Regions from separate parts of the Homo sapiens genome. Here region 2 is linked to region 1. A link is a loop called in an ENCODE intact Hi-C map of the cell type or tissue named here. Cell type or tissue: PC-3. All regions are shown on one strand.

Evidence for each region. Peaks named below come from ENCODE experiments on the same cell type or tissue, not always from the same donor. Only the 100,000 strongest peaks of a DNase experiment are listed, where the experiment ranks them.
Region 2: a loop joins it to region 1, with 20 times the contacts of the local background. A loop is called at or near these places in 1 of 110 quality-filtered maps.

What each region holds. Positions count from the first base shown.
Region 1 is chr6:118,864,488-118,869,487 of GRCh38, forward strand. All of the region lies in intron 8 of MCM9 (minichromosome maintenance 9 homologous recombination repair factor), which reads right to left. Among named protein-coding and RNA genes, the nearest start is that of ASF1A, 27 kb to the right of the region's middle. In PC-3, no CTCF peak of the experiment used is centred here; a DNase peak (open chromatin) is centred at 2,934; H3K27ac peaks cover 2,638 bases.
Region 2 is chr6:119,122,531-119,127,530 of GRCh38, forward strand. It overlaps a transcript of FAM184A not described here. Among named protein-coding and RNA genes, the nearest start is that of FAM184A, 46 kb to the left of the region's middle. In PC-3, no CTCF peak of the experiment used is centred here; no DNase peak of the experiment used is centred here; H3K27ac peaks cover 561 bases.

The DNA.
Region 1 (5,000 bases):
CATCTATTCACGAATCAGTTCCCTCCGAGAGAAAGTCAGGGACCAGCTGAGAGACTCCTACACACTGGGCGACTAAGAAAATTTCCACATCAAATGGGAAGGAAAAGCTGAGGCATAGGACCCTGCCTTAGACACTGCTCCACATTATCTGGAAAGGACTCCCTAATATCAAGCTTCTTCCTGTGGAGAAGAGGATTTGTACTCACATGTAGAACCCTAACTCTAAGGTTTCCCATGGTCTGGTTCTTAATTCACCGGCTCTGAGAACAAAGAGGATTAAACACCCAAGACTCTCTAGACCACAATAAAATTGTGGTGGTTTGCTATGGGCACTCGAGTACTTCTGGGGCTTCATCCCCCAAGAGCAGTGCAGAGAAGGGGCCTAAAATATGCAGCCCCTTCTTTCTGCCTGGAAGGAATCTATAACACACTCTTCTGGTGGCTACATGCCTGCTTGTCTTCTAACGAACTTGCTTCAGGAAGTTAAAGAGGCAGACAAATATAGCTTGGCTGACAGCCTAAGAAGTGGACCGGCACTTCTTGAGTCTTCTCCCCTGGCTCATGCCAGAGGTAACTCCAGGTTTATTAATCTCTCATGGAAGAGAGTCTGACTGTATATTGAGCACCCACAATTTTACAGCTCCCACTCAACGGACTGTGTCCTAAACTTCCTATCTCTGAAACCAGAGGGAACAAAGTATATGTGAGTCTATCTGCACCACAGAAAAAAGTGCCAGTTTTATATGGGCATGTAGGCATTTCAGGGACGTCATACCATAGGGGCAGTGCAGAGAAGGGGCTTTAAAAACAGCTATTTCTCCTCAAATGGGGTTTATGCCACATATCAAGTGCTCCAACTTTTATAGCACCTCCCTAAATATTCCCTCTCTAAACTACTCTTAGCTCTGACAGCAGAAGATAGTAGGCATATGTGAGTCTCCTTAGATCACAGAACAAAGGGGTGGTCTTGAACAAGTGTGCAAACACTTCTAACGGCTACATCCCCTTGGAAAAGTCCCAAAAAGGGGTGAAAACATGTAGCTTCCATCTTCTCTCCAGAAGGGGCTTATAACATACTTCAAGTGGTCATTTGACAAGCTGGCTTCTAATGGACTTGCACTGGGGAGCTAACAGGGCAAACAAATAGCTCTGCAGCAGCCAAAACAGAGCTTGACACTTCATGATCCTTTCCTTTGGCTTACCCCTATGATAAATCTAGGCCTCCCCCATTCTACGTGAAAAAAGTCTGATTACACAGCAAGTGCCATAACTTCTATAACTTCCACCCAAGGTAATGTCTTCTTAACAAACTAGCTCTGGGAGTTGATGGGACTTTGCATTCTTGAGTGGTCCTAGATCCAAGAAAAAAAGAGGTGGACATACAATGGGCCCACATCCAGCAGCTATCTCCCCAGGATCTGAGGGCACAGCCTAAACATGAGTTCAGACATTTGCCATAGATCCTCTACCTGGCTTAGCACAGAAAGAGTGGGAAATAGACACCCACATTCAGCTTCACCATGAAGATGGAAGTAATTGAAACACATAGCCAACACCCCAATCTTTCCAGCTACATCTAAGATAATCTGGCTCCTAACTTCCCTGTCTTGAGGTACTGGCAGAACATGGCACATCTTAAGCTCCACAGTGCAACCCTAAACAGAGACAACAGTCTGGATGAACTCGAATATTTGAGAGGCACCTTAAAATCTTTGGCCAGACAGATTAGTGAGAACTTTCTCCTACATGAGACAAGTCTGACAAGACTGGGAGAGGTAGTTGTCTTATCTAATACACAGAAACCAAAATAGAGAGTCATGGAAAATGAAGAAACAAGGAAATACATTCCAAAGAAAAGAATATGGTAAATCTCTAGAAACTAACTGAAGTGAAGTGGAGATATGTGATGTACCTGAGAGAAAATTCAAAATAATGGTCAAAAAGATGCTCACCAGGGTCAACAGAGCAATGCAAGAAAAAAATGAGAACATCAACAAAGAGAAAGCATAAAATTATCAATTGAAAATCATATATCTGAAGAGTACTATAACTTAACTGAAAAATTCAAGAGAGGGGTTTAAGAGTAGGTAAGATCCAGTAGAAGAATAGATTGGTTAACTTGAGACAGGTTACTGGAAATCATCCAGTCTGAGGAGAAAAAAGAAAAGAAAAAGTGAAGGTAGCTCAAGCAATTTATGGGGCACCATCAGGTAAAACAACTTACGTATTATTGGCATGCCAGAAGGAGAAGAGAAAGGGATAGAAAACACATCCAAAGAAGTAATGGCAGAAAACTTCCCAAGCCTGGGTAAGAAGATAGAAAGCCAGAGACAGGAAGCCCAAACAATACCAAATAAGATGAATCCAAAGAAACCTATGCCAAGACAATCACAATAAAATTATAAAAAGTTAAAACACAGAGTGTTGAAAGCAGTAAAGTAAAAGCAAATCATCACATACAAAAGAACCTTCTCATAAGACTATCAGTGGATTTCTCAAGAGCAACCTTGCAGGTCAGAAGAGAGTGAGATGATACATTCAACATCCTAAAAGGAAAAAAAAAAACCCCATCAACCAATAACTCTATACTCAGCAATTCAGTCTTTTAAAAAAAGGGGGTGATAAAGACTTTCTCAAACAAAAAGTTTAAGCATTTGCCACCATTAGACCTCTTTTACAAAAAAAACGCTAAAGGGAGTTTTTCATGCTGAAGGAAGAAGACACTATTAGTAACATGAAGACATAAGAGAGTATAGTCATGTGCTACATAATGACATCAACAGTGGTCCCATAAAATTATAATGGAGCTGAAAAACTCATATTGCCTAGTGATGGTGATGTCCATTATAACGCTGTAACACAAAGCATTACTTGTGTTTGTGGTGATGCTGGTGTAAACAAATGTACTGCTCCGTTAGTCATATAAAAGTGTACAGTAATGTTCTAAGCCCTTATATTCACTCACTACTCACTCACTGACTAATCCAGCGCAACTTCCAGTCCTGGAAGCTTCATTCACAATAAGTACCCTATGCAATTTTATACGGCAATTTTACTGTATATTTTATATATTTAGATATGTTTAGATACACAATTACTTATCATTGTGTCACAAACTGCCTATAGTATTCCATACAGTAACATGCTGTACAGGTTTGTAGCCTAAGAGCAAAAGAGTATACCATGTAGACTAGGTGTATAGTAGATTATACCATCTAGGGTTGTGTAAATACACTCAATGATGTTCATACAATGACAAAATCACCTAATAATGCATTTCTCAGAATGTATCCCCATTGTAAAGTGATATATGACTGTATATTGTCAAATCCAAAATACTCTAGTAATACAATGGGGTTGGGTAAATTAATTATATTTCTTTTTTCTTTTTCTTTTTCTTTTTTTTTGAGATGAAGTCTCACTCTGGTGCCCAGGCTGGAATGCAATGGTGTGATCTCAGCTCACTGCAACCTCCACCTCCTGGGTTCAAGCAATTCTCCTTCCTCAGCCTCCAGAGTAGTTGGGACTACAGGCACGTGCCACCACGTCTGGCTAATTTTTGTATTTTTAGTAGAGACGGGGTTTCACCATGTTGGCCAGGCTCGTCTTGAACTCCTGACCTTGTGATCCACCCACCTCGGCCTCCCAAAGTGCTGGGATTACAGGTGTGAGCCACTGCACTCAGCCAATTAATTATATTTCTAATAAAAAGGTTAAACTGTTAAAAGAACTAAAGCTACAATAATTTTTAAGGAATGCAAATTATAAAAAGACAAAGTATGACATCAAAAATACAAAATGTGTGAGGAGGAAAAATAAAAGTGTAGACTTTGTGTATGTGATAAAAATTAAGGTGTCATCCATAGGCATGGGCAAGGACTTCATGACTTAAATACCAAAAGCAATGGCAACGAAAGCCAAAATAGACAAATGGGATCTAATTAAACTAAAGAGCTTCTGCGTGGCAAAAGAAACTACCCTCAGAGTGAACAGGCAACCTACAGAATGGGAGAAAATTTTTGCAATCTACCCATCTGACAAAGGGCTAATATCCAGAATCTACAAAGAACTCAAACAAATTTAAAAGAAAAAAAAACCCCATCAAAAAGCGGGCAAAGGATATGAACAGACACTTCTCAAAAGAAGACATCTATGCAGCCAACAGATACATGAAAAAATGCTCATCATCACTGGTCATTAGAGAAATGCAAATGAAAACCACAATGAGATACCATCTCACGCCAGCTAGAATGGCAATCATTAAAAAGTCAGGAAATAACAGATGCTGGAGAGGATGTGGAGAAATAGGAATGCTTTTACACTGTTTGTGGGTGTATAAATTAGTTCAATCATTGTGGAAGACAGTGTGGTGATTCCTCAAGGATCTAGAACTAGGATTATCATTTGACCCAGCAATCCCATTACTGGGTATATACCCAAAGGATTACAAATCATGCTACTATAAAGATACACACACGTATGTTTATGGCAGCATTATTCACAATAGCAAAGACTTGGAACCAACCCAAATGTCCATCAATGATAGACTGGATTAAGAAAATGTGGCACATATACACCATGGAATACTATGCAGCCATAAAAAAGGATGAGTTCACGTCCTTTGCAGGGACATGAAGCTGGAAACCATCATTCTCAGCAAACTATCAGAAGGACAGAAAACCAAACACCACATGTTCTCACTCATAGGTGGGAACTGAACAATGAGAACACTTGGACACAAGGTGGGGAACATCACACACCTGGGCCTATCTGGGGGTGGGGAACTGGGGGAAGGATAGCATTAGGAGAAATACCCAATGTAAATGATGAGTTGATGGGTGCAGCAAACCAACATGGTACATGTATACCTATGAATCAAACCTGCACGTTGTGCACATGTACCCTAGAACTTAAAGTATAATAATAAAAAAAATTAAGGTGTCATCAACTTAAAATGGCCTATTGTAAGTATATTTTCTGTAAGCCTCAGGGTAAACACA
Region 2 (5,000 bases), 260 kb after region 1:
TACATATTCAATAAGCTGTAAAAGGAGTCATGAATATTTATGAAAGGAGAAACGTGCACATGCACAACTGAGCTTCCTGCTTCTTCTCCATGTTCAAAAAATGGCATTGGGAGGGGCGCGGTGGCTCCTGCCTGTAATCCCAGCACTTTGGAAGGCTGAAGGGGGTGGATTGCTTGAGTTCAGGAGTTCAACACCGACCTGGGCAACATGGCAAAACCCTGGCTCTACAAAAAATACAAAAATTAGCTGGGCATGGTAGCATGCATCTACTCGGGTCCCAGCTACTCGGGAGGCTGAGGTGGGAGGACTGCTTGAACCTGGGAGGTGGAGGTTGCAGTAAGCCGAGATCATGCCACTGTACTCCAGCCTGAGCAACGGAGGAAGACCCTGTCTGAAAAAAAAAAAAAAAAAAAAAAAAAAAAAAAAAAAAAAAAAAGGCAGTGATCTGAGGGTGGAGTTTTCAGTCCTCTAATGTCACAAAGTGAAGCAGAGGACATGAAAACCCTTACTGTGCATTCTCCATGGACTGGCCAGAACCACTCCATGGTCTGTGGTCTCAGGCAAAACAGTAGGGGCAGGCGGGGGGATGGTTCACACCGGTAATCCCAGCACTTTGGGAAGTGGAGGTGGGCAGATCACTTGAGGTCAGAAATTTTGAGACCAGCCTGGCCAACATGGTGAAACCCCATCTCTACTAAAAATATAAAAATTAGCCGGGCCTGGTGGTGTAGGCCTGTAATCCTATCTACTAGGGAGCCTGAGGCAGGAGAATCACTTGAAACTGGGAGGTGGAGGTTGCAGTGAGCCGAGATCATGCCACTGCACTCTACCTTGGGCGACAGAGTGAGACTCCATCTCAAAAATACCAAAAAACAAACAAACAAACAAAAACAAAAACAGTAGGGGCAGTGTTGGGTGGTTGGTTCACGTCAGGGGTAACATGATTTTAAACATGATTTAAATGTTTAAATCAAGCCAATAATGATTATAACTATTCCATTGGCTTTAACTTTTGAAAGTGTTGAGTTCTGTTAGGCCCTTAGGGAAGAAAGCCCAATCATGGTTGGCAAGGAAGGGAGTCTGACCCCGGCTCCCATCAGGGCCGAGAACTCTGTTTTCAACGTTACTCAGGGGTCCCCTTGGCAAAGAGATGATCCATTCAGTCCGTTGGAGGCTTGGAGTTTTATTTTTAGTTTACCATTGTTTATGTTGACAAGTTGATTGCTGTTTATGCTATTTGCAGTATGTATAGGTGTTTGGGTCACAGAATCTTAAGAAATAAATATGGACAGTTATATACTGTAGAGAAATATATTCAGAAACATTTGTTTCCTCTCTACTCTATTTTAAATTTGAAGTTAGCCATTTGCTGATTGTGCCATTACATTACAGTTGTAAAATGCAAGTTTAGATACATCTTCAGACACAAACATTTACAAAGCACACTCCAAGATACAACTTTGCACACTCCCAAAACATAGTGACTATTGCTATTTATGGAACTCTATGTTGCTGGTTATAATATCCACTTTGAAATTTCTCATTTTATTCTTTTTTTAAATTTAAAATATTCTCAGTTATTCATAGTCTTAGCCAATCAGTATTTATGCAGTTAAAGATGACAGCTAAAGAAATATTTTAGTTCAAAGGATTTTTATCTTTTGTTTCATTTGGTTTAATTATCTGGCCTCAAACAACTTAAATTCTGGCAGCATTGCTCTTACTCTAGTTCTTAGCCTTGAAAACTTCTTATATATGTCAACTATGTAAATAGCTTTACAGTATCAACATTCTTCTTGTAAGTTCAACAACTTTTATTGACTGGCAATGTTTTATGTAAATTGTAGAGTTATGTTGAAACTTATAAGGCATCTCTTAAATGTTTAAATCAAGGCAATAATGATTATAACTATCCCATTGGCTTTAACTTTCTGCCAGTAATTGTAATTATAATTTTAAAAATCTACATTTATTTATAAAATTTTACCTGGGGGTGTAAAAGCCTTCTCATACTCTATTAAAAAGACCATTATATGCTGTTAAAATGAGTCATGCTGAAATCATTGCTTACAAAGGGTTCATCTAAATGATAATGGGTATAATAAGGAAGTTACAACCTGGTAGTAGAGGTCTTTTTTTCCATCTGGCAAATCTAATAAAACGTGAAAAGACATTAAGTCATGAACAAACACCCAATTAGAAGATCAAATAAACTATGGCCCTAATTTTTTTTTTTTATATCTTTAAAGTACTTTTGGTAACAATTATTAATCTGTATATTCCAAGTAGATACAACCTCAGAAACTTTATAATACAACATTTGTTTTTAGCTTTCATGAGGTTATGTAGCTGATGAGAGAGATAAACATTTTGCCACAGGAAAATGCATATGTGCTTACTTGATTTTACATAAAAATCCCAGGGATCCACAGTTCCCTAGAACTCCTGTTATTATATTGTATTATGTATTGTAATTAAGCTAATTTTTACTAACGCTTTGAAAGTGCCTTGAAAGGTGTTATTTACAAATCATTCTTTATAAACATTGTTGTAGCTTGATATTCAGGCATTTTAATTCATATCCAGGCAGTTGTATCTATTAATAGTTTTTTAGAATAAGCTTTCAGAAAATTTGTATGTAAGTCTGGTCTATGACTTCAAACAGCTTTATTAATCAATCAACATATGTATGGTTAATAATTACTGTCTGGATCTCTTTCAGCAAGTCCAATAACAAAATATTATTTCCTTCTTTTTTCTTTTTGAGATGGAGTCTTGCTCTGTCACCCAGGCTGGAGTGCAATGGCGTGGCTTGGCTCACTGCAACCTCCGCCTCCCAGGTTTAAGTGATTCTCCTGCCTCAGCCTCCCGAGTAGCTGGGACTATAGGTCGGGACTATGCCTGGCTAATTTTTGTATTTTTAGTAGAGATGAGGTTTCACTGTGTTGTCCAGGCTGGTCTCGAACTCCTGACCTCGTGATCTAGCCGCCTTGGCTTCCCAATGTGCTAGGTGTTATTTCCTTATTTTAAAGCTCATTTCTTTACATTCATTGAAGAGTTGGTTATAAACCTAGACGGACACACCAATTTGCATACCATTGTTGGATAGCATGAGTTTTCTGGCATATACATATCTAAACTTTGCAGCCACAACTGGCAGACTACTTTTACATTCCCAGAAGAGTTGATCTAATTATACAGTGGACCAATAGGTCAACTTTCTGTGAGGAGTTTCCAGAGTCTTGCTCATCGTATGTGCCCAGAGAAGTTGTTGGAAGCAACTAGCAAGCCAGCAAGTGGAGGACTTCCTGGTAGCACTCCAGCCACTCAGAGTTGTAAAATTTCCCTGAATATGATCTGTTGTAGTTTCAGTGTAGAGGGTCTATTCATTTTCTATTACTGCATAACTAATTACCATAAATTTAATGGCTTAAAACAACAGCTTATTAGCTCACAGTTCTACAGGTTAGAAGTCCAGACATGACACAGCTAGGTTCCTTGTTCAGGGTCTCACAGGAATAAAATTAAGGTGTCAGCGAGGGCTGTGATTCTAATCTGAGGCTTGGGGTCATCCAAAGTTATTCAGGTTGTTGGCAGGATCTTGTTCCCTGTGGTTGTAGGACTGTGATTGCCACCTTCTTGCTCACAGAGTTGCTCTCAGCTTCTGTGGGCTGCCCACTGTTCCCTACCATGTGGCACCTTCATCATAAAAAGTCAGCAATGGAGAATCTCCTTTGCATGAAATCTCCCTCATGCTTCGAATTTCTCTTTCCAGGAAGAGCCCAGTCACTTTAAGGACTCATCTGATTAGGTCAGGCCCACCAAAGATGTTCTCCCTGAAACAGGAAATTTTCCCTGACCCCTTTGCAGCAGGTGGGAACTGGACTGTGGGCACTGGAGCTAGCTAGCTGCTTTGGCTGGCTTCACTTGCTTGGATCCACTGCACTCCAGCCCTAGTGGGACGGGGAGTGTAGCTGAGTGGGTGCAAGAGCCAGGGCGAGTGCTTCCGGGCACCGGCAAGAGCAAAACTCTGTGCAGGCCCCATGGCAACATCTAGAGGGGGAGTACCTGTGACTCCTGAAGCCCCAGAAGGAGTGTTAACAGTCAGTGCTCTTTTAGTTTTGCTGTCCACGGACAGCTTATGTGTTTAAAGGCTCAGTGAAGCCTCTGCCTTTTTGTGCGGGCAGAGGGTCAGTGTGTTAGCCTTCTGTACCCCGAGCTCTTGTCTGGCATCCAGGAAAAATCAGGTCTCACAAATGAATTTAAGGATAGTAAATGTGGGGGATTTTATTGCCAATGGAAGTGGCTCTCAGCAGGAAGGGGAGCTGGAAAAGGGATGGAGTGGAAAAATATTCTTCCCCTGAAGTCTGGCTGTCTCTGGCCGGACTCTGAAGTCCCATCATCAAGCCATCCCTCTGAAGTCAAGCTGCTTCTCCCCGATGTCCAGCTGTTTCTTCTCCTCTCAATGTTCAGCTGTTTCCTTTTCTCTGCCAGCTGGGTCAGGGGTTTTTATGAGTGCAGGATGGTGGGTGGGACAGGCCATGGGTGGTTTTGGAAAAAGGCAACATTCAAGTGGGAAAACAGGAATGCATGTTCTCACTTTGGGCTGTGGTTCCAGGCTCGAGGGTGGGGCCCTTGCCGGGAACCCCACCCTTTTATGCCTAGAATTTCTCTGCCTCCTGTCCCTATCACCCTTATCTTAAGGTCAACTGATTTGGGCCTCAAATTTCACCTGCAAATCCCTTCACAGTAGCACCTAGGTTAGTGTTTGATTGAAAAACTGGGAAAAGGTGTGTGCACACTAGTGGTGGTGAGGTATCTTGGAGGACACCTTAGAATTCTACCTACCACAGTGGAAGGGCAGGGCCTAGGATCTGACAGGGGAAAAGAGTAGCTAGGACTGTTTTCTACTCTTTAGAAAAAATATCTAAACACATGCAAATTGTGAGAGGACATATCCTGGGTAACTGTCAATGCTGGTAAACCTCATAGAAAGAGAC